Regions from separate parts of the Homo sapiens genome. Here regions 2, 3 and 4 are each linked to region 1. The links are chromatin loops, found by intact Hi-C in ENCODE. Cell type or tissue: HCT116. All regions are shown on one strand.

What was found. Hi-C counts contacts between places; a loop is a spot of excess contacts. Peaks named below come from ENCODE experiments on the same cell type or tissue, not always from the same donor. Only the 100,000 strongest peaks of a DNase experiment are listed, where the experiment ranks them.
Region 2: a loop joins it to region 1, with 4 times the contacts of the local background. A loop is called at or near these places in 10 of 110 quality-filtered maps.
Region 3: a loop joins it to region 1, with 12 times the contacts of the local background. A loop is called at or near these places in 13 of 110 quality-filtered maps.
Region 4: it touches region 1 in a loop (10-fold over the local background); 4 of 110 quality-filtered maps call a loop at or near these places.

The regions. Positions count from the first base shown.
Region 1 is chr1:76,149,579-76,157,578 of GRCh38, forward strand. The region is part of intron 1 of ST6GALNAC3 (ST6 N-acetylgalactosaminide alpha-2,6-sialyltransferase 3); the gene reads left to right. Among named protein-coding and RNA genes, the nearest start is that of ST6GALNAC3, 79 kb to the left of the region's middle. RefSeq lists a silencer at 4,703-4,812. In HCT116, a CTCF peak has its summit at 4,719 (motif pointing right); DNase peaks (open chromatin) are centred at 4,743 and 5,283; H3K27ac peaks cover 842 bases.
Region 2 is chr1:76,896,566-76,904,565 of GRCh38, forward strand. All of the region lies in intron 2 of ST6GALNAC5 (ST6 N-acetylgalactosaminide alpha-2,6-sialyltransferase 5), which reads left to right. Among named protein-coding and RNA genes, the nearest start is that of ST6GALNAC5, 33 kb to the left of the region's middle. RefSeq lists an enhancer at 3,412-3,951. In HCT116, a CTCF peak has its summit at 4,791 (motif pointing right); a DNase peak (open chromatin) is centred at 4,816.
Region 3 is chr1:75,905,332-75,913,331 of GRCh38, forward strand. MSH4 (mutS homolog 4) reads left to right here. Exons shown (of 20, transcript NM_002440.4): 20 at 7,365-7,911. The coding sequence ends at 7,556. Among named protein-coding and RNA genes, the nearest start is that of ASB17, 23 kb to the right of the region's middle. In HCT116, a CTCF peak has its summit at 3,459 (motif pointing right); a DNase peak (open chromatin) is centred at 3,490.
Region 4 is chr1:76,736,451-76,744,450 of GRCh38, forward strand. No RefSeq gene overlaps it. Among named protein-coding and RNA genes, the nearest start is that of LINC02567, 39 kb to the right of the region's middle. RefSeq lists an enhancer at 1,954-2,248. In HCT116, no CTCF peak of the experiment used is centred here; no DNase peak of the experiment used is centred here.

The DNA of each region.
Region 1 (8,000 bases):
ATCTATCAGCTCACATAGCTGTCCCTCCAGGTTCATCCATGTTGGTGCAAATGACAGGATTTCCTTCTTCTTTAAGGTTAAGTAATATTCCATTGTTCCATTGTGTATTTTTATCACATTGTGTATTCATATTTCTGTATTCATTCATTGTTCCATGGATATCTAGGTTGTTTCCATATCTTTGCTTTTGTGAAGAATGATGTGATGACCACAGGGCTGCAGATACCTCTTTGAGATACTGATTTCATTCCTTTGGATATGTACCCAGAGGTGGGATTGCTGGGTCATAATGCCATTCTAGGAGTTGTTTTGCACGTTGCTAGATGTTTCCTGAATGATATGAGAAGATTCTTAAATAGAGGGAACCTCCCTAGAGCCAGAGCTCACCTGGTTGATTCCTCCTAGGAGGGACATGGTGGTGGAAAGAGCTCTGCTGGGAAGAATGGGGACTCAGCTCTTCTGCATACTGCAGTGTGACTCAGGCAGACACTGCACATTTCTGGGCTGCGTTTCCTTCTCCTCAGGATGAGAAAGCAAACCTAGACTGTCTCTAATATCTTACAGCACTGCAGATCCTACCCCTGCCTTTTTTTTTCCAGCCTCCATCTGAGAGCCTCTTTCTGTTTCTGGTAAGGGTATCTTCACCCGTCACCACCCTGGTGGGCTGGCTTTTACGTTGAGTGCTTTGGTGTGAAAAGCAGGCTTCGTTCAAGTTGACTTCAACTTTCCTCTTTAACCTTTTATCATGTGTTCTTGTTCACTCTCTTCCTTCATGGTGTCAAGTAAAGCCAGTAGGGATGAATCAGGTTCACTGTTCTTTTGGAGATGTGAAATCCATGAATGGGGCTAGGTTTCATTATGTCTCCCTCTGGGTAGACCCAATTCCCTCCTAATTGCCTTTTTCCTGTTGATCATTCACATCTTCTGCCTTGGAATTTCTTTGAAGTTTTATCATGTTCTCCCTTCATCATGTCCTTCCCTTTGTGACTTCAGATTTTCTGTGGGTAGCTGTAATTTCCTGCAGAACAGTGTCTACTAGATTCCCTCTGAGCATGGCTGGTGCAGTGGTAGGATTCTGTGAAACGTTGTCAGATGTGTGAGTGTGCAGATTGATAAAACAGCGTACACTCCCTGCTTCGTTCCCACCTCTGTTTTATGTGGATGATGACAATTACAGCACAGCACCTCATATCGGTGCAGAGATTTCTCCTGCTGTGATCTAATGGTGGTCTGTGTGCATGTGGACTGGGAACCAGAAGGTGGCTTTTTCTAGGAGATCTTGGCTGCAGGCAAGCCTATTTCTGCCAAGCTAGGGATTGTCCGGGTCTTGATAGAGCTAGCTGTTTTGTACCATTGTTAGTAGCCAGGCTGTAATTCTGACATTTCAACTACTTGGACTCTGAAAAGGTGTGGTTGGGCCCCAGATCATCAGCCAAGTCTTCCACTCAGCCTGCTTCATGACCTGACATGCTTAGCATTTGGGCCCCTTTCCAAGAGTGAAGTAACACACTGATGGGGAGACAAGAAAGTGAAATAGTGGCCCCTTGGTTCTCACGGGGAAGAGGGGAGATGTGTTCAGGCCTCCCCTTCCTCCGCCTTCATTGGTGGTTCCTAGGTGAGAATCACTGGGAATCAGGAGGATCTATCAGAACTGGGAATCAGGAGGAACCTTCAGATGTTGTGGGCAAACAGGGGGGCAAGGGGTGACGTTAAAACTAGGCTTTGTCACTTTCAAAAGTCTGCATTACAGTCAGCCATGGAGAAAACGGCCTACTTTCTACATCACAGGCGTGGCTTAAAGATATAAGGCCAGGCCATTTGAAAAGGTTTAGTCCCTCGTAGAAAGGCATACAAATCACCCCTCCTAGTTTGGGTTCCCACAGAGGCAGGATTCCAGTGTACATAGTTTATGTGGGAGATGATCCCAGGAAACTTGGGAAGGGGAGTGGGGAATGAGAAGGGGAGGAAGGAAGCCAATAAAGGATGTGCTATCAAGCTCGCCATCACTGTGGACAGCTGCAGCTCAGTTCCACTGGGAACGTCTGGGAAAGAGTGTAGCACAGGTGCCTCTGAGTGATCACACCTGAGAGGGGAGGTTCTGCTGGCCAGAGAACCTCTGGTAAGGAGGTGCAGGGGCTGGCAGTTGGTCAGGCCCATGGGCACTGTTACAATGAAGGCTGAGGGAAAACGGGTGGGGCATCGATTGCTTTGCTGCAGGTCCCATCCCGGATTCACCTTCCCAGGGATGCTAGATGGGAGTCTAGACATTGTCTCTACAGAGGATGAATCTGGAATTCAGAAAGATGATGGAGGCCCACTGTGGAGAAGCCGGTTCTTGAGAGTTGGGTGAGAATCCAGGCTTCCTGACTCTTGCTGCAGTGCCCTTTCCACTTGGCTACTTAAGGCAGAAATTTAAATTTGTGATGACTTTTGAGGCATACTGTACCTGATTCATGGAACAATATTGTCCTTCCCACCATGGGCTCTTTAGTCTTTCTTGGAGTGAAAAATTGTCAAAAGATTAAATCCTATTTGGGAGCCAGAGAAAAAGCAAAAGAATGGCTGAGCGTGTAAATAAAGTCTCCTAGGAAGATCATATTTTTGAAGGTATTTATTATTCATATCTTTTTGTCATTGTCGTGTTGTAAGTGTTTACCTGGGCTTCTAGCTTTTTGCTTTTCCAAGGACACTGCTGATCCATCCTAGAAGAAGCTGACAGCCACCACCTTGACACTGGCTTATTGCTGTCCAGGTTATTTAAGATGCGGAGGAAATCTTATCACAGAGAAGCAGCTTCTAAACATGTCCTGCCAGGTGGGTGATGAGGTAAAGACTGCCCAGGCGGCCTTGTGCACACCACATACTTGTGGAGCCACTTTGATGAAAGGGTCTGGATTATTTGCAAAGTCTTGTGCTAGGTGAAGGTGGGCTCTTTCTTAAATTCTGAAATGCCCACGAGTCTTTGGTAATGTTCATAGTGAAGCATCTGAGCTGAGCCTGAGGCTTCCCAGGAGGCTGTGCCAAGGACAAAACACACTGAGGATGTTGACCATGGCCTCCTGACAGAATGAAAGGCCCCCACAGTTTCAATTTAAACCGTAAACATTTAAATAGAAAATGAAGTGCTGGTGTATGACTCTGAACTTGTGAGACTAGCTGAAAACACCATTTTGACCGTTGGGCAGAGATTTCCCATCATGGGATCAGCCATAGACCATATCCACTGGGAACATGGAGAAAAGGTTTAGAGGTTCCACCAACATTTTCCTTAATTCTTAGATGCCTTTTGGTGGTTGAATTCTGTCCTTATTTTCTTATTTCCTGAAGCCCAAAATATAAGCTCTATAATGTGGTCATTCATAAACCTTTAGGGATATTCCTATTGGAAAATGTTGTGCAAGTCTTATTTTAGAGTTCCCAGAAGGGAATTACCGGACCTTAAGATATGCACGTTTTGAAGATATTGGATACAACTGGTCTCCAGAAGTGGGAAGACCATTTTTGCTCCTTTTAATAGTGGTGTCTGGTGTCTCTTTCCTCAGATATTCAGTAATGGATATGTCATGCTTTTTCATTTTGCCCTTCTGATAGGTGGAAAATGACGTAACATCCTTAATTTAAGTTACATTTTTTGGATGCCATTGTGAATTTTTTTTCCCCTATAGCTATTGCCTATTTGCATACCCTCTGAAGTTGCCCGTTCTTGAAGGACACTGATAATGTTCTCCTCCCCTGCCCTTTCCTTTTTGTTGCCAGAATAACCTAATCTAAACCAGAAACTCCATCTTTTCTTCCCCAGGGCTCCTATAGACCCATAGGCGGCTAGAGTGTACCTGTGAGCCTCTGGGGAGATGTCTCACCGCCAGAGAGCTGTCCCCAACTCAGGACCTCACCTGCCTGTGCGTGCGAAATTACACCTGAGATGGAGTGGCTGTGTCCAGCTAACAAAGCCGTTTGGGGAGGGGATTTCAAGCATGGCTATTCCTTGTTCACTTTAATAAAACATGGCATGAATTCAGGCAAAGGGACTTACTCCTTACTCCCTCACCTCAGATTTTTCTGTGTTTTGCTGTTGGTATAACTTGTCCTGTGTTGCTAAGTTTTAAACATATCTATATTTTGTTTAAAACACTAACCATGGCTTTGTTTGAGTGGCTTATTTTTATGTCCTAAGGAGTTGACCTAGACAGGGAACAGTTAGTCATATTCTGTTTCAGGCCAATGCCTCTGAGCCCCTTCCCTTCTCGTTTTTCTCTGTCTGAAATGATGCTCTTGGCTGGCCCCATTTTGCTGTTTGTCCAAACGGGCGCCCCTCAGCAATGGGCAACTTTCTCCATTTTGGTGTCTTATCTAAGACCTTGCCCACTGGCTTAAAGAGTTGGCTTGGGTTCCGTCACAGTGATGAGTTGCCTGTCCCGCCGTCTGTAGTCGGGAGGGCTTTTTCCGTGATGAGAATGAGCTGCAAACTCAGGCAAACACTGATCAGGAGAGACATGAAACCCAACCTGGCCCAGTCGGCTTAAAAATAGTCCAGTCATTTCACCCCTGGAATTTTCTCTTGCTTATGTGGGTGGACAATTCTCTTGGAACACCACCAAGATCATGAGGAGGAGAAAACAGAGCAGGCACCAACCACATGAATCCAACCCAGGCTGACCCCGTAGCCGGTGGTGCATTGGCCCTCACAGGTTTGCACCCTGCATGCAGGGCCCTTTCTCCCCCACGAGAGGGCGCTCTCGTCACTCTTAAAGCAATCGTACTGGGGAACACTCAGGTTGTTTCTTAGTGAAGTCCCCGAAGAGCACTGCATTTAAGCTGCTACTTTGTGTCTCAGCTTCTACTTTCAAGGTTTGTTATGAATGTAAAGACATTCTCCAACTCAAGCAAGTGTGGGCAATATTAGTGTCTGGAAACGCCTGTTGCAAATGAAGCACAGCCACTGCTTGTTTGTGTTTCGTTAGTGAAACGTGATTGTAACCCAGGGTTTTTGACGCTCACAGAAGCATCCGCCTTGGTAATGCTGTACATCCAGGCTGCTCTTCTTTGTCCCTAACCTGGTTGCAATGTGGCCGTAGCATGCTTGTGTTGACATCTGACAGGAGATGAGGACTTGACTTCCTGGGCTGATCTTGCTTATTTTGGGGAGAGCAGGAGTGCCCGTGGTTAGTGTGGATCAGCCTGACAGGAGATTTTCTATTGAGGGAGGATTTAAGACTGCATGCAGGCAAGGGAAATACAAGCCATATTTCACCAGCTCAATACACCAGGGAGCGCTACCATTTAACGAAAACCACCATTCTGACTTCCGGGTTTTTAGGTCATCTGGCAGCCACTGGGTGGGGTCAGTTTCTTGGCCCTTGATTAGAAGTTCCTTCTGATTACAAAACACCTCTTGATTGAAATCTTTGCATTTTCTTTGCATTTGCATTTCCACCAATCTTTTTATTTTTTATTTTTTTTGCCTTGGAGGATGTGTGTATGTGAGGGTGACCTTCTCTTTATTTGTGGGAATCGGGGAGTGCCCTCCTCCCTACAAAGTCACTATAAAGCTACGGGCTTTGCTGCCCTTGGTACAGGGTCTAGAAGTGGTTGTTGGGTGGTGACCAGCACAGTGACAGTTTATTTCCTGGACCTTTGAACCTAAATTCCCACAGGAAGAACATAAAGGACTCAGCAAATCTTGCCCCCCGACCCCCGTCTCCTCCATGCGCCTACACTGGAGCCATGAGTACTACTGCTACCGTCACTACAGCCAAATTATTATAGAGAATTACTATGTGCCAGGCATGGGTAATTTTTGGTTGTTTTAATCAACTTTGTTTCAAACAGCTTTAGATTTGCAGAAAAACTATGAATATAGCAAGAGTTCCCCCACTTTCTCCTTTTTTTATTTATTTTATTTTATTTTTTTGAGACGGAGTCTCTGTCGTCCAGGCTGGAGTGCGGTGGCGCAATCTCGGCTCACTGCAAGCTCCGCCTCCCGGGTTCATGCCATTCTCCTGCCTCAGCCTCCCGAATAGCTGGGACGACAGGCGCCCGCCACTACGCCTGGCTAATTTTTTTTTTTTTTTAATATTTTTAGTAGAGACAGGGTTTCACCGTGTTAGCTAGGATGGTCTCGATCTCCTGACCTCGTGATCCACCTGCCTTGGCCTCCCAAAGTGCTGGGATTACAGGTGTGAGCCACCGCGCCCGGCCTCCTATTTTTAACATATAGTTTCTCCTGTTGTTGTTGTTTTAATCATATTAGCATAACACATTTGTTACAATTAGTGAAGGAATATTGATACATTATTATTAACTGAAGCCAATACTTTATTCGGATTTCCTTTATTTTGACCTAGTGTCCTTTTTCTGCTCCGGGAGCCTACCCAGGATACCGCCTTACCTTAGTTGTCATGTCTTCTTAAGATCCTGCTGGCGGTAGTGGTTTCTCAGACTTTAAACTTGTTTTTAATGACCTTGACAGTTTTGAGGAGTACTGCTCAGGAGTTTAGTAGAAGGTTCCTCTTTTGGAATTTGTCTAAGGTTTTCTAATAATTAGACTGGGGTTATGGGTTTTTGAGAGGAAGAAGGCAGAGAGAAAATGCCATTCTTATCACATCATATTCAGGGTACATATTATTAACATGATTTAACGTTGTAGATGTTGAACGTCATCACCTCGCTGAGACGGTGTTTGTCAGGTTTCTTCTCGTAAAGTTACTGTCCCCTCTCCTTTTTTTATACTGTACTATCACAAGAAAGTGACCACGTGTAGTCCACACTTAAGGAGGGGGAGTTATATTCCACCCTCAGAGAGCACAGTACCTATAAACATTTTTGAAATTTCTCTGCACAGAAAATTTCTCTCTTCTTCCCCATTTATTTACGTATTCAATTGTTTATTTCTATCAATATGGACTCATAGAGATTTATTCCATACTTTGAGTTATAATCAAATAGTATACTACTAGATTTTGTTTGGTTTTTTTTTTGCCTCTGGGAGCTGTTTCACGTGACTCCTGTGTCCCTTTGACACACCCCCATCATTGCGGGTTTTTGTTTTTGAGGTGTTTCTTTCTTGCTTTCTTTGTGGCACTCACTACAAGATACTCCAGGATTATCTTGTACATCTTCTGCCCTAGTCCTTGAATCAGTCATTTCTCCAAAAAGCCCTGGCCTTTTTTTTGAGACGGAGTCTCGCTCTCTCGCCCAGGCTGGAGTACAGTGGCGCGATCTTGGCTCACTGCAAGCTCCGCCTCCCGGGTTCACGCCATTCTCCTGCCTCAGCCTCCCAAGTAGCTGGGACTACAGGCGCCCGCCACCACGCCCGGCTAATTTTTTGTCTTTTTAGTACAGACGGGGTTTCACCGTGTTAGCCAGGATGGTCTCAATCTTCTGACCTCGTGATCTGCCCGCCTTGGCCTCCCAAAGTGCTGGGATTACAGGTGTAAGCCACGGCGCCCAGCCAGCCCTGGCTCCTTTTATTGGAGGGTGGTATTAGAATAGGGTCTGGGCTCCAGGTGTGCTGGTGCTTCTGGTTGCTGCTGCTTTATAAGCTCTCAGCTGACAGCAAGAAAACATGTGCATGTGAACCAATCTATAGATGCCTATCTACTGATCTACAAATATATCTGTATGTAACCATTGGTATCTGTATTATGCTAAACATGTGTTCACACTGACGTTTCCAGCTCTTAAGCTGTTACATGTCTCCAGCTCTAAGCCATTATCACGTGGATCATTCTAGCCTTCCCCCTTGCCTATCTGTAGCCTCCTACTCCAAAAATGATAAACTTGGCTCTCAGCATCTGTCATGCATTTATTTAGTTGTTCAATTCCAGTATACATATGTAGCAGTATCAAAATTGTTAACTTATACCCCCATGGAAAATAGCCTCGTCAACTAGAGTACAGTGCTTGTGTACGGTTTATTTTGCCTTAGTTTTACAGACTGCATACATTTCCAAAGCCACTTAAATAGCACCTTTTTCTTCCATCCACTTTAGTGAGGGTTG
Region 2 (8,000 bases), 750 kb after region 1:
ACAGGAAAGAAGGAAACATGGGGAAATGAGGTGGATCAGAGAGATACAGTCATGGGGGTCAGGTGTGGTATCAGGAATAATGTGGGAGGCCAGATTGAAGTCCGGGCCAGGAACAATGGTAATTGTCGGACTTAAAGAGTGAGTACAGCTGAAGGAGCCGGGAGCAGAAAGTATATGCATCAGGTATGAGGAAGAAAATAGATTTTGGAAGTTATGAGAAATGTAGAGAGTGTGTTGAGCATAGTTTGTGATTTTTAGGGCCTCTAAAAGTATTAAAGCAGTGGCAGCCACTGCATGCAGACATGAGGGCTAGGCTAAAACAGTAAGGTCAAGTTGTTTGGACAGAAAGGCTACAGGGTGCAGTCCTGGCTCTTGTATAAGAATTCTGACCGCACTAACCATGCCTAGGAAGGAAAGGAGTTGTTGTTTTGTAAGGGATTGAGGTTTAGGGATTAATCAGACACGATCAGTAGGGAGAGCACATGTGTTTTTATGAGAATTATGCCGAGATAGGTAACAGATGAGGAAGAAATTTGGGCTTGACTGAAGTAATGGGGGCTGCCTGTGAAGCTTTGCGGCAGTACAGCCTAGGTAATTTGCTGAGCTTGATGGGTGTCAGGGTCAGTCCAGGTGAAAGCAAAGAAAGGCTGGGATGAAGGGTGCAAAGGAATAGTAAAGAAAGCAGGTTTGAGATCTGGAACAGAATAATGGATTGTGGAGGGAGGTATTGAGGATAGGAGAGTATATGGGTTTAGCACCATGGGGTGGATAGGCAAAACAATTTGGTTGATAAGTCATAGATCCTGAACTAACTTGTAAGGCTTGTCTGGTTTTAGACAGATAAAATGGGGGAATTGTAAGGAGAGTTTATAGGCTTTAAAAGGCCATGCTGTAGCAGGTGAGTGATAACAGGCTTTAACCCTTTCAAAGCATGCTGTGGGATGGGATATTGGCATTAATCGGGGTAAAGGTGGTTAGGTTTTAATGAGATGGTAAGGAGTGTGTGATCAGTCGCCAAGGAGGGAGTAGAGGTATCTTATACTTGTGGGTTAAGGTGGGGGGATACAAGAGGAGGACTCAAAGGAGGCTTTGGATTGGGAAGAAGGGCGGCAGTAAGATGTAGCTGTAATCCAGGAATAGTCAGGGAAGCAGATAATTTAGTTAAAGTGTCTCTGCCTAATAAGGGAACTGGGCAGGTGGGGATAACTAAAAAGGAGTGCTTAAAAGAGTATTGTCTAAGTTGGCACCAGAGTTGGGAAGTTTTAAGAGGTTTAGAAGCCTGGCCGTCAATACCCACAACAGTTATAGAGGCAAGGGAAACAGGCCTTTGAAAAGAAGGTAATGTGGAGTGGGTAGCCTCCATATTGATTAAGAAGAGGACGGACTTACTTTCCACTGTGAGAGTTACTCAAAGCTCGGCGTCCATGATGGTCTACGGGGCTTCCGAGGCAATCGGACAGAGTCAGTCTTCAGCCGCTAAGCTAAGAAGATCTGGGAAGGAGTCAGTCAGAGAGCCTTGGGCCAGAGTTCCAGGGGCTCTGGGAGTGGCTGCCAGGTGAGTTGAACAGTCTGATTTTCAGTGGGGTCTCACACAGATGGGATACGGCTTAGGAGGAATCCTGGGCTGTGGGTGTTCCTCGGCCCAGTGGCCAGATTTCCAGCACTTGTAGCAAGCTCCTGGGGGAGGAGGTTCTGGAGGAACCCCTGGCAGCTGCGGTTCAGGCCTTTGGAGTTCTTGTGTGCTGGAGATGTGGCTGGGGTTTGTCTCACAGTGGAGGCAAGGAATTGCAACTCAGAAATACATTGCTACTTGGCTGCCTCTACTCTATTATTGTACACCTTGAAGTTGAGGTTAATTAAGTCCTGTTGTGGGGTTTGAGGGCCAGAATTTAATTTTTGGAGTTTTATTTAATGTCAGGAGCAGATTGGGTAATAAAACGTATATTGAGAATAAGATGGCCTTTTGACCTTTTAGGGTCTAGGGCTGTAAAGAGTCTCAGGGTTGCTGCCGAACGAGCCATGAACTGGGCTGGGTTTTTCATATTTGATGAAACAGCCTAAACGCTACTGATTTGGGAGAGGTCAGATAAAGAAAAAGGAGCATTAACCTTGACTATGCCTTTAGCTTCAGCCACCTTTTTAAGAGGAAATTGCTGGGCAGGTTGGGGAGGGCTAGTCACGGAATGAAACTGTAAACCGGACTGGGTGTGAGGAGGGGAGTTGATAAAAAGATTATAGGTTGGAGGAGCGGAGCCTGAGGAAGAATTCGGACCTAGCTCGGCCTGGCGAGGAAGGGAGAGGTCAGATGGGTCTGTAGAAAAGGTAGATTAGAAAGACTCAGTGACACTTGGGGTTGGGACTGAGGGGACAGGTGGGAGGGAAACAAGGAAGATTTGGGATGAGTTGCATTGGGAACAGAGACTAGGGAGGGACTGATGTGTAAAAGAATGCCTGGACATCAGGCACCTCAGACCGTTTGCCTATTTTATGACAAAAATTATTTAGAACTTGTAGGGTGGAAAAATTGAAAGTGCCATTTTCTGGCTATTTGGAACTACTGTCGAGTTTGTATTGGGGTCAAGCGGCATTGCAGAAGAAAATAAGATGGTTAAATTTTAGGTCAGGTGAGAGTTGAAGAGGTTTTAAGTTCTTAAGAACACAGGCTAAGGGAGAAGAAGGAGGAATGGAAGGTGAAAGCTTGCCCATAGTGAAGGAGGCAAGCCCAGAGAAAAGACAGTAGAGACACAGAGAAGGGGTGGGGGTTTCTTGCCCTCCAGAAAAGCAGAGAAGGGGTCGGGGTGTGGAAATAAGGGGTTGGGGCACAGAGATAAGAGGTCAGGGCATGGAAATAAGGGATCGGGGCACAGAGATAAGAGGTCGGGGCACAGAAATAACGGATGGGGGCACAGAGACAAGAGGTTGGGGTTCCTGCCCCTCCCCCAGAAAAGCGGGACTTGCCGCTAAGGGTGAAGGACCAAGGCAGGCGTCCCTGCGTGGTCTGACACCACTGAAACCTGGGTGAATAATCAGAGAGGCATCCTTGCAATGATTAAACACCAAGGGACGGCTGCCTTCCCTAGTCCGTGACTGGTGCCGGAGTTTTGGGTCCACAGATAAAAGTGTCTCCTTTGTCTCTACCAGAAAATGAAAGGAATTGAAATTAAGAGAAGGGAGAGATTGAAGTGTGGCGCCAAGATTGAAAGAAGAAAGACGTTGAGGGATAGTGAGAGAGGTTGGAGAAGAGAGTAAAAAAGGCTGCTTATTGGATTTAAAATTGGTGAGATGTTCCTTGGGCTGGTTGGTCGGAGGACCAGAGGTTGTAGGTGGATCTTTCTCATGGAGCAAAATGCAGGAGGACAGGGGATTGATCTCCCAAGGGAGGTCCCCCGATCCAAGTCACGGCACCAAATTTCACTCGTGTCTGTGTGAAGAGACCACCAAACAGGCTTTGTGTGAGCAATACAGCTGTTTATTTCACCTGGGTGCAGGTGGGCTGAGTCTGAAAAGAGAGTCAGCGAAGGGAGATAAGGGTGGGGCTGTTTTATAGGATTTGGGTAGATAAAGGAAAATTACAGTCAAAGGGGGGTTGTTCTCTGGTGGGCAGAGTGGAGGTCACAAGGTGCTCAGTAGGGGAGATTTTGAGCCAGGATGAGCCAGGAGAAGGAATTTCACAAGACAATGTCATCAGTTAAGGCAGGAACAGGCCATTTTCACTTCTTTTGTGGTGGAATGTCATCAGTTAAGGCAGGAATCGGCCATCTGGATGTGTACGTGCAGGTCACAGGGGATATGATGGCTTAGATTGGGCTCAGAGGCCTGACATTATCATTCATAATAACCAGAACTTTATATTCTTAACTACAATTATTAAAGATTTTATAGGTTACAATACACTGGGATATACCTTTCTCAAAGAAACATTTAATGTTATCCCAGAATTAAAATATACTTTTGCAAAATAAAATGTTTATCAAGTCTGCCAAAAAGAGAGCCAATTATTTTGGTTTCTCTCTAGGATTTTAATAAATTCCTTTGATACCTAGTCAAAGCAGTTGAGCATCCTCACATTGAACAAAATGAAAGCAAGGAAGCGATCAATCTCATTTGAAAAGTGAACAAACATAAAAATCATTATCTTTTAAAATTTTTCATTTTTACATGTTGCAAAGAAGAATAACCTTTCTTATGTTTCTTGCATGTTTCTTATTTCCTCAGTAATTAAAAAATCATATTTAGATACATTTATTACTAGTGAATGCTTTTTCATAGTTTTAATCACATTGATTTGTTGAGAATTATCAGAAAACATAATTATTCAGATAAGGAATTGTGAACAGTCTTATGGATTAATACGTTCTCAGAACATCAGTGTTTTAGCAAATAAGATATTATTTACAGTGAGCACATTGTTAGCCTCACTAGATGTCAGTGTAGTTCTAAGTAAATATTTTATATAGTTCCTCAGTAGTGTTGAATGAGAAGATGTTTTGCTTTAGAACTTAAAGATTGAGAAGATGGAATAGTTGCAATAAGTGTTTGTGGTACATTAATTCCAACATCCTCCTCTGATGAAAACACATAATTGGTAAATTTATACACATCAACACAGGGCCAAAAAATAGTCCAAGGATGTAAATAATTATGGATTCATAGGATACATTGTGCTTCCTTAGTCACCAATGTATTTTCCGTACATTGAAAAGTCTTACTGTACATCACAACATGCTGGTCAGCCTTTTAGGGCTTTTCCCAATTGCAAAGGGAGCATGGTTACTCCTCCTGCCATGAGAGGGCAGCACTGAGATTGTCTCCAGCCCAGGAAGCAGTGGGCACTGTTTAGTATGGGTTAGCACCTAGGTTTTTATGTGGAAGCATTCAAGTCAGGCTGTGGTGATATATGTTCTCAGAGTCTACCATAGTATCATTTTAGTGCTTTTATTACAAGTCATCAAACACTGTATCTGAGAAACATGAGGATAAATTATGGTACATTCAAAAACTGCTGATAAATAGCAAAGAAGAGAACAGGGTACTTTGGGAATATAAGGCCTTTTGCGTGAGAAATGTTTTGTGCTAGCTATGAGTGAATTTTCTACAAGCAGAGAAGTTCCATTTGGTCCTCTGAACTGGTTAACATTTTCTTGATTCTTTGCTTAGTGTAGCAAATAAAATTCTGTTTATTCTTTTTGAGAGTTCCCAAAATATCTTTATTGATTTGGATTTTGCTTTTTCACTTTATTTTATAGTTGATTTTAAGTTTTTCTTGAGTGTGTTCATCAGATAGCCATATAAAATGGAACAATGCATTTGTAATAACAAATATTATACATGATATTTTTTTGGCCAGCCCAGTTGCACAGTCAACTGAGAAAGTGGAAGTTATCACTTTCCTCTTAATTCCTTTTACATATTTTTCCTCTGGATGAGAAAATGTTACTTTCTCATATCCAGAAAAGTGTTATAAAATGATACATTGAGATCATCTGATTCCCTCTTTATTGTGATTGTTTCTTTAAAAGAAAAAAAAGCAGAAAGGGGCCATGAACTTACAAAGAAAGTTTTAAAGAATACACCAAAAATTGTTAAAACAATAAATGAGTTCATCAAGGCTGCAGGGCACAAGATCAATACACAAAAATTAATTATATTTTTATATACTTGAAATAAATGATCTGAAAATGAAGGAAACAATTCTGTTTACAATAGCATCTAAAAGAATAAAATATTTAAGAATAACTATAACAAAAGAAGTGTAAAACTAATACTCTGAGAACTATAAAACATTACTGAAATAAATTACAGAAGATCTACATAAGTAGAAAAACAGCCCATGTTCATGGACAAGAAGATTTTAATCTTGTTAAGATAATAGTGCTCCTCAAATAGATCTAAAGATTCAGTACAATCTCTGTTGCAACTGGGATTCTCTAGGCCAGTTGACTTCTTTGTACAAATTGATGAGCTGATCCCAAAATTCATATGGAATTGCAGGGGACTCAGAATAGCCAAAACAATCTTTAAAAAGAAGAATAAGTTGAAGGCCTTTCAAATTTCATAACTTCCCAATTTCAAAACTTACAATAAAGTGACGATAATCAAACATATGTTACTAACATAGGGATAAACATATAGATTAGTGGGATAGAATTGAGAGTCTACAAATAAATCTATATGTCTTTGGTCACCCGAATTTAACAAGGGCACCATGGTTATTCAATAAAGAATATTTTTTAAACAAATGGTGCTAGGATGATTGTATATCCACATGTAAAACAATGAAATTGGGCCCTTACCTCACACAATATAGAAAAATTAACTCAAAGCAGATCAAAGATGTAAATCTAAGATGTATGTACATATAAATCTATTAAACTCCTAGAAGAAAACTCAGGGATAAATCTGCAGGACCTCAGATTTGCCAACGAATTCTTAGGTGTAATTCCCAAAACATGAGCAACAACAACAACAAAAAATTGGTTTTCACCAAAATTAAAATTTTCTGTGCTTCAAAGGATGCTATCAAGAAGTAAAAAAACAACCCATGGAATAAGAGAAAATATTTTCAAATTATATATCCCCTTTGGAACTTGTATCCAGAATATGTAAAGACCCATACAACTCAATAATAAAACAAATTAACCCAATTTTAAAATGGGCAAAGAATCTCAATAGACGTATCTCCATAGAAGGCATACAAATAGACAAAGCACACGGAAAGATTCTCAACATCATTAGCCATCAAAGAAATGCAAATCAAAATCACAAGGAAATAACTCTTCACACCCCGTAGGATGGCTGTATTGAAAAAAATATAACAACAACTTTTGTCAAATGTGGAAAGAAATTAGATCTCTCATACATTGCTGGTGAAAATGTAAAATGATGCTGTCACTTTGGAAAATGGACTGGCAGTTCCTCAAATTGTGACACATAGAGTTACATGTGTCCCAGCAGTTCTACTCCTAGGTATATGCCAATATAAATGAAAATATCTAGCTACAAAAAACTTGTACACAAAGGCATTATTCATAACAGCATTATTCATAACAATCATAAGGTAGAAACCTAAATGTCTGTTAACTGTTGAATAGATAAACAAAATGTGGCATAAAATATGGCGTATCCATACAATTAAATGTTATTTGGCCATAAGAAGCAATGAAAATACAGCAGTTAGTGATAGATGCTACAATAAGAAGGAAACTTGAAACCATGAAACTATTAAGCTAAGTTAAATAAGACAGCCACAAAGGACCACATACTATATAATCCCATTTATATGAGATGTCCAGAATAAGCAAATCCATACAAACAGAAAGTAGATTAGTGATTGCTCAGGGCTGGGGGTGATGGGTGGGTAGGAGAGTGATAGCTAAAGGGCAGAAATGTTCTGAAATTGACTGTGGGGGTGGTTTCACATATCTCTGAGTAAATTAAAACCATCCAATTCCGTGAATTTAGTGGGTGAATTCACATAGCTGTGAATTTTATCTAAATTGTGAAAATAAAACAGGAATGTGATGCTCTAACCAGCATAGGCCCAGGCCGCATGCTTCTGGGGAAGAAATTCCACCTGAATACTTGGGCTGTAAATAGGTCATTTTCATGGGAAAAGGATGAATAGATGCCAGATGGTAAGAAGGGTGAAAGTCTACTACACATGTCTGCGAGGTCGGTAAGGGATCTGGTCTTTGCAAAGGAAGGTTATATTAGAGCTCAGTTGAGAAGAGAAAGGGAAAGGGACTCAAATTCATGCTTAAGGGTGCTGTGACAGGTATCCATACCTTTATTAAAAGACATGTACAGGAACGTTCATAGCAACACAGTTTATTAGCCCCAAATATCCATCAATATTTGAACAAATAAATTGTGGTATATTCAAAATGGAATACCATATGGCAACAAGAATGACCAAACTACAAAAGCATACAATATGAATGAATCCCATAAACCTAATATTGAATGAAAAGAGTTATTCAGACAGATGTAGTGCCTCAGGC
Region 3 (8,000 bases), 240 kb before region 1:
TCCATGTATTTATATATATAGTTTCCAAAAGTTCATTCTGTTATTGATTTCTAGTTTTATTCCATTGTGGAATAAAATATACTTCATAGGGTTTCGACATTTTTGAATTTATTGACACTTGTTTTGTGGCCTAATGTATTGTTTATCCTGGAGACTGTTTCATGTGATGATGAGAAGAATTTGTATTCTGCAGCAGTTGGATGAAATGTTCTGCAAATGTCAGTGAGGTCCAGGCAGTCTAGAGTGTAGTTTAACTTCAGTGTTTAATTGTTGATTTTCTGTTTGGATGATCTGGCCATTACTGAGAATGGAATGTTGAAGACCCCTACTAGTATTGTATTGCAGTCTATATTTCTCTTTATATCTATGAATTTTTGCTTTACATATTTGGATGGTCCACTGTTGGGTGAATATATATTTATAATTGTTATGTCCTCTTGCTGAATTGACCCCTTTATTATTATAGAATAACATTCTTTGTCTCTTTTTACAGTCTTTGACTTGAAGTCTATCTTATCTGATATAAACATAGCTACTCCTGCTCTTTTTTGGTTTTTATTTATCTGGAATATCTTCTTCCATCCCTTTACTTTTAGTCTAGTATGACTTTGTAGGTGAAGTGAGTTTCTAGTTAGCATCATACAGTTAGATCTTATTTTATTTCTTTTATTTTTTTTGAGGCAGAGTTTTGCTCTGTCACCCAGGCTGGAGTACAGTGGCTTGATCTCAGTTCACTGCAACCTCCACCTCCCAGGTTCAAGCGATTCTTCTGCCTCAGCCTCCCAAGTAGCTGGGATTACAGGCACCCGCCTGTACACCCAGCTAATTTTTGTATTTCTAATAGAGACAGGGTTTCACCATGTTGTCCATGCTGGTCTTGAACTCCTGTTTTTTTAAGTCTTGTTTTTTTAATCCATTTAGACACTCTTATGTCTTTTAATTGGAGAATTTAGGACATTTACATTCAATACTATTACTGATAAAGACTTACTGCTACCATTTTGTTACTTGTTATCTGGTTGTTTTGTAAGTGCTCTCTTTCTTCCTTTTTGATTAAGTAATTTTTTCTGGTAGTATGTTTTAATTCATTGCTTTATATTTTTAATATATATAATATATATACAATATTATATATATTATATATAATATATACATATTATATATTATATATATATAATATATAATATGTATATATTATATATAATATATATAATATATAATATATTATATATTATATAAATTTAAATATATATATTTTAATTTATGATTTTCATGAGGCTTATAAAATATTTTATAGCTATAACACTTTATTTTAAACAGATAACTACTTAGTTTTGACCATAGAGAGAAGAAAGTAACAAACAATGGAAAAACTGAAACACTCCGTACTTTAACTTCATTCCCCTGACATTTTGATTTTTTCTTGTCTCAATTTACACCTTCTTATATTGTCTATTTCTTTAAAGGTGTCTGTAGTTACTATTTTCATAAACGTGTCTTTTTTTTTTTCTTTTTTTTTTGAGATTGAGTCTCACTCTCTTGCCCAGGCTGCAGTGCAGTGGCGCGATCTTGGCTCACTGCAAGCTCTGCCTCCTGGGTTCGCACCATTCTCCTGCCTCAGCCTCCTGAGTAGCTGGGACTACAGGCGCCCACCACCACGCCCAGCTAATAAATGTGTCTTATAGTCTTTATGTTAGAGATATGAGTAGATTACACATCACATTTATAGTATTAGAGTATTCTGAATTTATGTACTTACATTTAAACTTCAAGTTTGTTTGTTTGTTTGTCTTTTGCATGTTAGCATTCTTTCCTTTCAGATTTAAGAGCTCCCTTTAACATTTCTTATAATATGGGTCTAGTAATGATGCATTTCCTCAGCTTTTGTTTGTCTAGAAAAGACTTTTTCTCTCCTTCATGTTTGAAGGAAAGTTTTGCTAGGTATAGTATTCTCAGTTTGCAGTTTTTTTCCCTTCAGCACTTTGAATCTGTTATTCCACTCCCTCCTGATCTATATGGTTTTTGTTGAGAAGTCTGTTGCCAGATGAATTGGAGCTGCTTTATATGTTATTTGCTTCTTTTCTCTTGCTGCTTTTAGGATTCTCTTTGTCCTTGACCTTTGAGAGTTTGATTATTATATCATTTGGCTTGTCTTATTTGGGATGAATATATTTGGTGTTCTGTGACCTCTTGTACCTAGATATTAACATATTTCTCTAGGTTTAGTAGGTTTTCCATTTTATTCCTTTAAATAGGCATTCTACTCTTTGCTCTTTCTCAATTCTCTCTTGAACACCAGTGAATCTTAGATTTGCTCTTCCACGGTGTATCTCTCTCTCTCTCTCTCTCTCTCTATACATATATATATATATATATATATATATATATGTATAAAATCTTTCAGGCTGTCTTTATTCCTTTCATTCTGTTTTTTTTTCCCTCTGACTATATCTTGGCTTACTGCAACCTCCGCTTCTTGGATTCAAGTATTTCTTGTGCCTCAGCTACCCAAGTAGCTGGAATTACAGGCATGTGCCACCGTGCCTGTCTAATTTTTTTAGTGAGACGGGGTTTCACCATGTTGGCCAGGCTGGTCTCTAACTCCTAGGCTGAAGTGATCTGCCTGCCTCAGTCTCCCAGAGTGCTGGTATTATAGGCATGAGCCACTGTGCCTGGCTAATCTCACTGATTCTTTCTTCTGCTTGATCTATTTCTTTTTTGGAGAGCCTCTGTAGTTTTTTTAAGTTCAACAAATGTATTTCTCAGTTCCAGGGTTTCAAATCTGTTTGCCATTTGATTTTTAAAAACTTTCATCTGTTTTTTTTTTTTTTTGAGACAGAGTCTGGCTCTGTCACCCAGGCTGGAGTGCAGTGGTGTGATCTCAGCTCACTGCAACCTCTGCCTCCTGGGTTCAAGAAATTCTGCTGCCTCAGCCTCCTGTGTAGCTGGGATTACAGGTGTGCACCACCATGCCTGGCTAATTTTTGTATTTTTAGTAGAAATGGAGTTTCACTGTGTTGGCCATGCTGGTCTCAAACTCCTGACCTCAAATGATCTGCCCACCTTGGCCTTCCAAAGTATTGGGATTACAGGCGTGAGCCAATGTGCCCGGCCAAACTTTAATCTCTTTATTAAATTTCTCTGATAAATTTATCAGTTGCTTTTTCTGTGCTGTTTTAGAGTTCATGAATTTTCTTAAAACTGCTATTTTGAATTCTTGATCTTAGAGCTCACGTATCACCATCTCACCACGATGTTGATCACCAGCTCCTTGCTTTGTTCATTTGGGGAGATCATAGTTTCCTGTTTGCTCTTGTTCCTTGTGGATATATATCTATGTTTTTGCAATGAAGGATCAGTTTATCTTCAGTGTCTCGCTTGTTGGACTTTCTAGGTTGTATGTTTGCTTAGAAGTTCTTTGCAATTGTCTGTGATTCCCCTTAATCCTAGATTGCTGCCTCATTTTCAGCACTAGATGGCACCTTAAGCCCAGAATTTCCTCAGCTCTGGCAAATGTTTGCAGTACTACACATCTCAGATGGTAGGGTTCTTAGAGGGGATACCTCAGCTGTGTGGAAAGGCTGGCTAGGGGTTTATACCCAGATGACCTGTGGCATCTGCTTCCTCTAGCATGGTGCTGCTGTACATCCACACTGATTTGGTGTCTCCTTCGACTGAAATGAGGAGTAGTTTTACAGGCTGGAGTTTCTAATTCCACTCCCCTTTTTGTCTCTAGCTGCCCTCAGGCGGTTTTCTCCCTCCAGGCACTAGTGGTGCTTCCTGTGGGTTTAGGCAGGAATGATTTTTCTGCAAGGGAACCCAGGATGGTGGGGAAGCTGGCTATCCACCTCAATCTCACTTTTTCCAGAGTAGAACAAATGAGATTGGGAGGAATTTTCTGTGCATGATGCCTGGCAGATTGGGGCACGGACATTGCAGATAGAGAACTTTCTTTCTTTTTATAGTCTGCTCAGAGTTTTTCACTTCTCTGTCTCCCAACTATCATTTCAGCCTCAGATTTGGCTTCTAAAATGTTGCTGGTGTTAATCTGTGCTCCAGATATTTGCTTTTGGTTCTCTGTGGGGAGAGCAAAGGCAGACTGCTTCTACTCTGCCATTTTGTTGATATCCAGAATTGTATTTTTTTTTTTTTAGTATATACTTTAAGTTCTGGGATACACGTGCAGAACGTGCAGGTTTGTTACATAGGTTTACATGTGCCATGGTGGTTTGCTGCACCCATCAACCCGTCATCTAGGTTTTAAGTCCCGCATGCATTAGATATTTGTCCTAATGCTATCCCTCCCTTTGCCTCCCACCCCCTCCCCCCGCTGACAGGCCATGGTATGTGATGAGAATTGTATTTTTTTCTTTTTATTTATTATTTAGCTTCTTTTACGATAACTCTTTTGAAACAGTTTCACTCTTCCTGTACTCTCAATCACTTCACTTTCTACAGATAATCTGCCTCCTACTTTTTAACAAATTTGAGGTCATCTTGATGAGTTCTTGAACCTCCCCTCCTTCAAAATTTTGTTTTGAATATTTCTGTTTTTCTTCCATCTCTCTTCCATCTTATCTCAGAGGAAGAGACTGACTTTCAGACAGAAGGTTAACTATTCTACCTTTTAAAAAAATCTCCACTAAGTTATTATTACTTCTCAGTTCCCTTTATTCTCTTTTGCATCTTTAATATTTTCGTCACAGGCTTTTCCTTTTTCTAAGAGTATGCTTAGATTTCTCCCCTAAAATTCTGCCTGTTTACTCTACTTTTCAAACTATTATTTCATTTTCTTTTTACTGCAAACTTATCAAAAGTAACCCATGCTTGCTTCTTTCATTTCTCATGTTTAAACTGAGTCTTATTGTCATCACTCTCCCCAAAGTTTTCTCTTAAATACCAACTAATTATAAAATCCTTTGTCCTTCTTTTCACTTCTGATCTTCCATGATCTCTCTATGGCACTTGACACTACCCTTGTTTTCTCTTTTCTTAATTCTGCCCTCTCTTGGCTATGTGGAATTATTCTCTCCTGGATATTTTCATTCTCCTACCTGTTTGATTATTTCTTCTGTCCCTTCTTCACTAGTACTTTTTCTTTTCTTTTTTTTTCTTTTTTTTGAAACAAGGTCTCACTGTGTTGCCCAGCCTGGTTTTTAACAAATTCCTGGGCTCAAGCATTCCACCCGCCTCTTCCTCCCAAAGTGCTGGGATTACAGGCATGAACCACCGCACCCAGCCATCATCATTACTTTTTCTTATTCCACTTACTAAATATAAAAGTTTCTAAGATTTTTGCCCTTGTTTCTTTTCTTTCTAAAATCTGCACTTGGTGATCTCATCTTTTCTCACAGCGTCCATCATCATTTCTGTTCAACTCTGAATCTATATATTTTTCTCCATATTTCTCCTACATATCTTAATCTATGTTTAAAAGCCAAAGTTAAATTTATCATCTTCTAAAAAAAACTCTTATCTCTTCACCTTTAAGTCTCCCAGTGACTCACCAAAGTCATATATGGATCATTCCTCTTAATCACCTGTCATTAGGACTATGCAGTAAGTTCTCTCTCTCTCTCAATCTATTTATATACACTTCTACCAGATTGTCTCCTAATGCATAGTTTTTATTATGTAGTTTGCCTACTCAGAAACTTTTAATGATTTATTACAAAGTAAAGTTGAACTCCTTTGTCTAGTGTAAAAAGTCCTCTGTAATTCTCAAAATATATTTTAGAATTACCTGCATTAGAATTGCCTGAGATACAGGGTACCATACTAGATTGTCAAGGATCTTCTGTGGCTCAGGGATTTGCCTTCTTAACCAGTTTTTACGTGATTGTAAAGCTTATTGGCTTCTGCTTCATGATTTTCCTTTGTTTTCTACACCTCCCTTACATAATATCACTCGGTTTCACGTAATCTACATTTCTGCAATTTCAATCTTGTAAATTAAATTACTTGTCATTACTACATTGAATTACTTGCCATTTCATCATATTGACCTGATTGTGTACCATGCTTTCAAATGTACCTGCTCTAACTGTTTCCTCTGTGGAATACCCCCTCTTCTAGGCTGTTTTATCTATCAGGATTAATTTCAATACTCCATCCTATTCAAGCTTTTCTTGGCCTGAGCTGGAAGTGAGTTTCCCTTCCTCTGAGTATTTTATGGCTGTTTTATGGGACTTTTCTTAATTATTATAATCAGTTGCTTACAACAAGCCTTTTGTTTTTTTAACCATTAAGACTGTAAGCTCCTTGAGTTCTGTTATCATGTGAGGTTTACATTTTTGTATCCCCCATAGATATATAAACGTAAGCTTAGAGGCCTGGAACATAGATGATAGTAGATATTCAATAACTTTCTTAAAATAATAGACTAATTGGTAATTGATCTGTGTACCAAATAGATAGATGGGTGAATATATGGTAATCTTATTCTACCTCATAAAATCTTACTCATTTTTCCTATAGTGAAAAGTAAAAAAAAATCTGGAGTTGCTTGCTATTATGAGTTGAAGGGATTATATTTCAGGGAAACTCACTAAGACTTTCCATAAAAAGTTAAGATTAAAAATGCTGATTTCTCTATCTAGTTCAGGCAAAGAGGTGAAATAAGAATTTTCTAGGTATATTTGCAGTCCTGAAGTTCTATTCAAGACCAAGCATCTAAAGGACTTCTACATTCCTGTTTTACATATTATTTCTTGGGTATCCCGAAGTTTAGTTTATTAAAAATTAAGGCATGATTTTAAATAGCTATTCATATTATTTATTTTTAAAATGTAATTTACCCCTCAGGCAGTATTTTCTCTTAGGCTCCAGCAGTTTCTATATATGTACTCTCTTTAGGGGCAAGCAATTTTCTGATGACCCATTCTGTGTACCAGTTTATCTGTTGGGGAATTAAAGTAGGAGATAGCAGAGTAGTACTCTTTGGCATCATTTAAAAGTATATTACCACATAGCAATGAACAATGCTGTTTTCCCATACCTTTTTAATGGGAAAGTGTTTGTAGAGTCTATCTCTGGTGGATTTTCTATTACTTTTCGGTATTATGTTGAGAAATCTGACCTATTTAGCATAATTTTTTTCATTGAAAAGTGATTTCAAGAACATAAGATCTGTGATAAAGTAACAAATACTCAGAATAAATTATGTTCTTTCAAATACAATATTTCTTTTATTTCTTCTTGTATATTCTTTCCTTGTTGGAGGAAACTGATTTGTTCAAAGGAATTAGTTAACCCTTGAGTTCCATATGTCTATGGAAGGAGATAGAATATTGCCAACATGTGGTTTAAATAAAAATTATGGTATTTGTGTATATATATATATATTTTTTTTTTTTCAATGACAGCAAAACCAAAGGAGTACCCCTGAGATGGAAAGACAGAGAGCTGTGTACCATCTAGCCACTAGGCTTGTTCAAACTGCTCGAAACTCTCAATTGGATCCAGACAGTTTACGAATATATTTAAGTAACCTCAAGAAGAAGTACAAAGAAGATTTTCCCAGGACTGAACAAGTTCCAGAAAAGACTGAAGAATAATCACAATTCTAATGTAATAATATATCTTAATTCAAGGAACCTAGAATTTATTTTTCTCCTTAGAGATAAGGAAAATAACATTTGCCAAATTTCATATTTTAATTGAAAATTACATTATATTAACATCACAATTGTCATCTATATATTCTATATGAAAAATATTTATTATAACTTAACAAATGAGAACTACTTAAAGGAATGGTTTTTATGTTAGGAGAAAATACAATACACCACTTTTTTCTCACAAAAATTCACATTATTAAGACCTAAGTTCATTTATACTTACAAGTTATAGTTTAAAATATTATTGTAAATACCCTAGTTTAATAAACACCTTTCTTTTTAGGTCTGGAAACTTTTTTGAGCTTTTCTTTTACATTCTATTCTGAAGTAATAATGCCCTATAACTCAACAATTTATTAATCAGTACCCCCACTTCCAACA
Region 4 (8,000 bases), 590 kb after region 1:
CCATTGATTTTGTATCCTGAGACTGCTGAAGTTGCTTATCAGCTTAAAGAAATTTGGGGCTGAGACGATGGGGTTTTCTAAATATACAATCATGTCATCTGCAAACAGAGACAATTTCACTTCCTCTCTTCATATCTGAATACACTTTATTTCGTTCTCTTGCTTGATTGCCCTGGCCAGAACTTCCAATACTATGTTGAGTAGGAGTGGTGAGAGAGGGCATCCTTGTCTTGTGCCGGTTTTCAAAGGGAATGCTTCCAGCTGTTGCCCATTCAGTATGATATTGGGTGTCGGTTTGTCATAAATAGCTCTTATTATTTTGAGATATGTTCCATTGATACCTAGTTTATTGAGAGTTTTTAGCATGAAGAGGTGTTGAATTTTATCAAAGGCCTTTTCTGCATCCATTGAGATAATCACGTGGTTTTTGTCATTGGTTCTGTTTATTTGATGGATTACATTTATTGATTTGCATATGTTGAACCACCCTTGTATCCCAGGGATGAAGCCAACTTGATTGTGGTGGATAAGCTTTTTGATGTGCTGCTGGATTCGGTTTGCCAGTATTTTAATGAGGATTTTCACATCAATGTTCATCAGGGATACTGGCCTGAAATTTTCTTTTTTTGTTGTATCTTTGCCAGGTTTTGGTATCAGGATGATGCTGGCCTCATAAAATGAATTATGGAGGAGTCCCTCTGTTTATGTTGTTTGGAATAGTTTCAGAAGGAATAGCACCAGCTCCTCTTTGTACCTCTGGTTGAACTTGGCTGTGAATCCATCTGGTCCTGAGCTTTTTTTGGTTGGTAGGCTATTAGTTACTGCCTCAATTTCAGAACTTGTTATTGGTCTATTCAGGGATTTGACTTCTTCCTGGTTTAGTCTTGGGAGGGTATAGGTGTCCAGGAGTTTATCTATTTCTTCTAGATTTTCTAATTTGTTTGCATAGAGGTGTTTACAGTATTCTCTGATGGTAGCTTGTATTTCTGTAGGATCAGTGGTGATATCCCCTTTATCATATTTTATTGTGTCTATTTTTTTCTTCTCTCTTTTCTTCTTTATTAGTCTGGCTAGCAGTCTATCTAGTTTGTTCATCTTTTCAAACAACCAGCTCCTGGATTCATTGATTTTTTTAAAGAGTTTCTCGTGTCTCTATCTCCTTCAGTTCTGCTCTGATCTTAGTTATTTCTTGCCTTCTGCTAGCTTTTGAATTTGTTTGCTCTTGTTTCTCTAGTTCTTTTCATTGTGATGTTAGGGTGTCAATTTTAGATCTTTCCTGCTTTCTCCTGCAGGCATTTAGTGCTATAAATTTCCCACTAAACACTGCTTTAGCTGTGTCCCAGAGATTCTGGTATGTTGTGTTTTTGTTCTCTTTGGTTTCAAAGAATTTATTTATTTCTGCCTTAATTTTGTTATTTACCCAGTAGCCATTCAGGAACAGGTTGTTCAGGTTCCATGTAGTTGTGTGGTTCTGAGTGAGTTTCTTAATCCTAAATTCTAATTTGATTGCACTGTGATCTGACAGACTGTTTGTTATGATTTCCATTCTTTTGCGTTTGCTGAGGAGTGCTTTACTTCCAATTATGTGGTCAATTTTAGAATAAGTGCAATGTGGTGCTGAAAAGAATGTATATTCTGTTGATTGGAGTGGAGAGTTCTGTCGATGTCTATTAGGTCTTCTTGGTCCAGAGCTGAGTTCAAGTCCTGAATATCCTTGTTAATTTTCTGTCTCATTGATCTGTCTAATATTGACAGTGGGGTGTTAAAGTCTCCCACTATTATTGTGTGGGAGTCTAAGTCTCTTTTAGGTCTCTAAGAACTTGCCTTATGAATCTGGATGCTCCTGTTTTGGGTGCATATATATTTAGGATAGTTAGCTCTTCTTTTTGCATTGATCCCTTTACTTTATGTAATGCCCTTCTTTGCCTTTACCAGTATGTAATGCTCTTCTTGTCTCTTTTGATCTTTGCTGGTTTAAAGTCTGTTTTATCAGAGACTAGGATTGCAACACCTCCTTTTTTTGCTTCCTATTTGCTTGGTAAATATTCCTCCATCCTTTTATTTTGAGCCTGTGTGTGTTTTTGCATGTGAGATGGACCTCGTGAATACAGCACATTGATGGGTCTTGACTGTTTATCCAATTTGCTAGTCTGTGTCTTTTAACTGGGGCATTTAGCCCATTTACAAACACCCCACTGTCAACATTAGACAGAGCAATGAGACAGAAAGTTAACAAGGATATCCAGGTATTGAACTCAGCTCTGCACCAAGTGGACCTAATAGGCATCTACAGAACTCTCCACCCCAAAACAACAGAATATACATTCTTCTCAGCACCACACCAAACCTATTCCAAAATTGACCACATAGTTGGAAGTAAAGCACTCCTCAGCAAATGTAAAAGAACAGAAATTATAACAAACTGTCTCTCAGACCACAGTGCAATCAAACTAGAACTCAGGATTAAGAAACTCACTCAAAACCGCTCAACTACATGGAAACTGAACAACCTGCTCCTGAATGACTACTGGGTACATAATGAAATGAAGGCAGAAATAAAGACATTCTTTGAAACCAACGAGAACAAAGACACAACATACCAGAATCTCTGGGACACATTCAAAGCAGTGTGTAGAGGGAAATTTATAGCACTAAATGCCCACAAGAGAAAGCAGGAAAGATCTAAAATTGACACCCTAACATCACAATTAAAAGAACTAGAGAAGCAAGAGCAAACACATTCAAAAGCTAGCAGAAGGCAAGAAATAACTAAGATCAGAGCAGAACTGAAGGAAATAGAGACACAAAAAAACCTTCAAAAAATCAATGAATCCAGGAGCTGTTTTTTTGAAAAGATCAACAGAATTGATAGACCACTAACAAGACTAATAAGATGAGAAGAGAGAAGAATCAAATAGATGCAATAAAAAATGATAAAGGGGGTATCACCACCGATCCCACAGGAATGCAAACTACCAGCAGAGAATACTATAAACACCTCTATGCAAATAAACTAGAAAATCTAGAAGAAATGGATAAATTCCTCGACACCTACACCCTCCCAAGACTAAATCAGGAAGAAGTTGAATCTCTGAATAGACCAATAACAGGCTCTGAAATTGAGGCAATAATTAATAGCTTACCAACCAAAAAAAGTCCAGAACCAGATGGATTCACAGCTGAATTCTACCAGAGGTACAAGGTTAATATTGTTATGTGTGAATTTGATCCTGTCATTTTGATGCTAGCTGGTTATTTTGCCCATAGTTGATGCAGTTTCTTCATAGTGTCAATGGTCTTTACAATTTGTTATGCTTTTGCAGTGGCTTGTACCGGGTTTTCTTTGCATATTTAGTGCTTCCTTCAGGAGCTCTTGTAAGAGAGGCCAGTGGTGACAAAATTTCTCTGCATTTGCTTGTCTGTAAAGGATTTTATTTCTCCTTCTCTTATGAAGCTTTGTTTGGCTGAATATGAAATTCTGGGTTGAAAATTCTTTTCTTTAAGAATGTTGAATATTGGCCCACACTCTCTTCTGGCTTGTAGGGTTTCTGCAGATATATCTGCTGTTAGTCTGAGGTGCTTCCCTTTGTGAATAACCTGACCTTTCTCTCTGGCTACCCTTAACCTTTTTTCCTTCATTTCAATGTTGGTGAATCCGATAATTATGTGTCTTGGGGTTGCTCTTCTCAAGGAGTATCTTTGTGGTGTTCTCCGTATTTCCTAAATTTGAATGTTGGCTTGTTTTGGTAGGTTGGGGAAGTTCTCCTGGATAGTATCCTGAAGAGTGTTTTCCAACTTGGTTCCATTCTCCCTGTCACTTTTAGGTACACCAATTGAACGTAGGTTTGGTCTTTTTCACGTAGTCCCATATTTCTTGGATGCTTTTTTTGTTCCTTTTCATTCCTTTCTCTCTAATCTTGTCTTCATGCTCTGTTTCATTATGCTGATCTTTAATCTCTGATATCCCTTCTTCCCCTTGATCAATTTGACTTTTGATACTTGTGTATGCTTCACGAAATTCTCATGCTGTGTTTTTCAGCTCTATCAGGTCATTTATTTTCTTCTCTAAACTGTTTGTTCTAGTTAGCAATTCCTCTAACCTTTTTTCAAGGTTCTTAGCTTCCTTCCATTCGATTAGAACAAGCTCCTTTAGCTCGAGGAGTTTGTTATTACCCACCTTCTGAAGCCTATTTCTGTCGATTCATCAAACTCATTCTCTGTCCAGTTTTGTTCCCTCACTTGTGAGGAGTTGTGATCCTTTGGCAGGGAAGAGGTGTTCTGGTTTTTGGAATTTTCAGGCTTTTTGTGCTGGTTTTTCCTCATCTTCGTGGATTTATCTACCTTTAGTCTTTGATGTTGGTGACCTCCAGATGGGGTTTTTGTCTGGATGTCCTTTTTGTTGATGTTCATGTTATTCCTTTCTGTTTGTTAGTTTTTCTTCTAACAGGCAGGCCCCTCTGCTGCAGGTCTGCTGGAGTTTGCTGGAGGTCCTCTCCAGACCCTGTTTGCATGGGTATCACCAGTGGAGGCTGCAGAACAGCAAAGATTGCTTGCCTGTTCCTTCCTCTGGAAGCTTCATCCCAGAGGGGCACCTGCCAGATGCCAGCCGGAGCTCTCCTCTGTGAGGTGTCTGTCGACCCCTGCTGGGAGATGTCTCCCAGTCAAGAGGCATGGATGTCAGGAACCCACTTGAGCAGGCAGTCTGTCCCTTAGCAGAGCTCGAGCGCTGCGCTGGAAGATCCACTGCTCTCTTCAGAGCCAGCAGGCAGGAACATTTAAGTCTGCTAAAGCTGCGCCCACAGCCGCCCCTTCCCCAAGGGAGATGGGCGTTTTATCTATAAACCCTTTACTGGGGCTGCTGCCTTTCTTTCAGAGATGCCCCACCCAGAGAGGAGGAATCTAGAGAGGCAGTCTGACTACAGCAGCTTTGCAGAGCTGAGGTGGTCTTCGCCCAGTTCAAAATTCCCGGCAGCTGTGTTTACACTGTGAGGGGAAAACCGCCTACTCAAGCCTCAGTAATGGTGGACGCCCGTCCGCCCACTAAGCTCAAGCGTCCTAGGTCGACTTCAGACCACTGTGCTGGCAGCAAGAATTTCAAGCTAGTGGATATTAGCTTACTGGGTTTTGTAGAGGTGGAATCCACTGAGCTAGACCACTTGTCTCCCTGGCTTCAGCCCCCTTTCCAGGAGAGTGACCGGTTTTGTTTCACTGGCATTCCAGGCGCCACTGGGGTATGAAAGAAAAACTCCTGCAGCTGGTTCAGTGTCTTCCCAAACGGGCACCCAGTTTTGTGCTTGAAACTTAGGGCCCTGGTGGTGTAGGCACCCAAAGGAATCACCTCGTCTGTGGGTTGCAAAGACCGTGGGAAGAGTGTAGTATCTGGGCAGAAATGCACTGTTCCTCAAAGCAGAGTCCCTCCCTCACGGCTTCCCTTGGCTAGGGGAGGGAGTTCCCTGACCCCTTGCACCTCCTGGGTGAGGCGACGTTTCACCCTGCTTCAGCTTCCCCTCCATGGGCTGCACCCACTGTCTAACCAGTCCCAGTTAGATGAGCCAAGTACCTCAGTTGGAAATGCAAAAATCACCCACCTTCTGCGTTGATCTCGCTGGGAGCTGCAGACCGGAGCTGTTCCTATTCCACCATCTTGCCAGCCACCAGCTGTGGGCTTTTTATATATGACATTTATTATGTTGGGATAATTTTTTTTATTCTTAGTTTGTTAAGAGCTTTTATCATAAAAGGATGTTGAATTTTGTCAAATGCTTTTTCTGCATCTATTGACATAATCATGTGATTTTTATCCTTTATTCTGTCAATGTAGCAAATCACATTCTTTGATATTCATATGTTAAAACATTCTTGCATCCCAGAGATAAATCCCATTTGGTCATGGTGTATAATTCTTTTAATGTGCTGTTGGATTCAGTTTGCTACTATTTTATTGAGGATTGTTGCATCTATGTTCATTAGAGATATTGGCCTATAGTTTTATTTTCTTGTGTTGCCTGTTTTTTTGGCTTTGGTATCAGGGTTATCCTGGCCTCATAATATGAGTTTGGAAGAATTTCCTCCTTTTCCATTTGTTGGAAGAGTTTGAGAAGAATCAGTGTTAGTTCTTCTTTAAATTATTGTTAGAATTTGCTAGGGAAGCCATCTGTCTTGTGTTTTTCTTTGTTTAGAGTTGTTGTTATTATTATTATTACTAATTCAATCTCTATACCAGTTACAGGTCCTTCCAACTTTCTATTTCTTCCTGATTTAGTCTTGATGGGTTGTTTGTTTCTAGAAATATATTCATGTCTTTTAGTTTGTATAGTTTGCTGGCATATAATTGTTTAGAATACTCTCTTATGATCCTTTATAGTTTGGTGGAATCTGTTGTAATGCTTCCTTTTTCATTTCTGATTTTACTTATTTAAGTCTTCTCTGCTTTTTTCTAAGTTTGTCTAGCTAAGGGTCTGTCAATTTTGTTTATATGTTCACAAAACCTATTCTCAGTTTTATGATTTTTTTTCTGTTACTTTTAAATTTTGTATTTCATTCATTTGTCTCTAGACTTTGTTTTCTTCCTTCTGCTAATTTTTGGCTGTTTTTTCTTCTTTCTTCAGTTCCTTGAGGTGTAAAATTGGTTTGTTTATTTCAGATCTACCTTATTTTTTAATGTAAACATTTATCACTATAAAATTCCCACTTGGTTCTATTTATTTTGTGTCCCATAAGTTTTGGTGTGGTGTGTTTTCAGTTTCATTTGTCTTGAGGTATTTTCTAATTTCCTTCTTGATTTCTTCTTTGACCCAATTGTTGTTCAAAAGTGAGTGGTTTAATTTCCATATATTTGTGAATTTTATAAGTTTTCTTCTGCTATAGATTTCTAGTTTTATTCCACTGGGGTCAGAAGAGACACTTAGTAAGATTTCAATCTTAAATTTGTTACATCTTGTTTTGTGACTTAACATGTGATGTATCGTGGAGAAAAAGTCATGTTTGCTTCATAAGAACGTGTATTGTATATTCTGCTGCTGTTGGGTGAAATGTTCTCTATATGTCTGTTAGGTCCATTTGCTCTACAGTGTTATTGAAATCTTTTGTTTCCTTTTTGGTCTTATGCCTGGGTATTCTATCCATTATTGAAAGTGGGGCATTGAAGTCTTCTACTATTATTGTGTTGCTATTTATCCCTTTAGTTCTGTCAATGTTTGCTTTATGCTTTATATGTTTAGTAACTCTGACGTTGGGTGCATATATATTTATAATTATTCTATCTCCCTGGTTAATTGACTCTGTTATCATAAATTATCTTTCTTTGTCTTGTAACATTTTTTCATATTAGAGAAAGATAAATTAGTCATCTGGATAAATAGAGCCACTTCTGCTCTTTTTTGGTGACAATTTATTTGTACGGAATAACTTTTTTTCATTTATTCACTGTAAGACTATATATGTTCTTAATTCTACAGTAAGTTTCTTGTAGACAGCGTAGAGCTAAGTCCTGGATCTTGTTTTGTTATCCACTCAGTCACTCTTTTGATTGGGGATGTTAATCCATTTATATTTTTAAAAGTTACTTACATAAAAAAATTAATATTGCCATTTTGTTCATTGTTTCCTGTTATTTTTGTAGTTCTTTTACCTGCCTTTTCCTCTTTTGTTGTCTTCCTTTGTGTTTTGATTTTTCATATAGACTTTGATTCCTTTCTTTTTTTCTTTTGTGTAAATTCTACAAGTTTGTGTGTGTGTGTATGTGTGCCTGTGTGTGGGTGAGCATGGTTACCTTGGTGATTTCATAAAATATCTTATAGAAATAACACTCTATTTTAAGTTGATAACAAGTAAAAGTCAATATCATACAAGAACTCTACACTTTAACTTCTCCCCCCCCCACTGTATTTTATTGTTATAAAAATTTCCATCTATTTGTATTGTATAACTTTAAACATATTTTTAATTAGAGTTATTTTTAATACTTTGTCTTTTAGCTTTTATATGAGAATTAAAAGTGA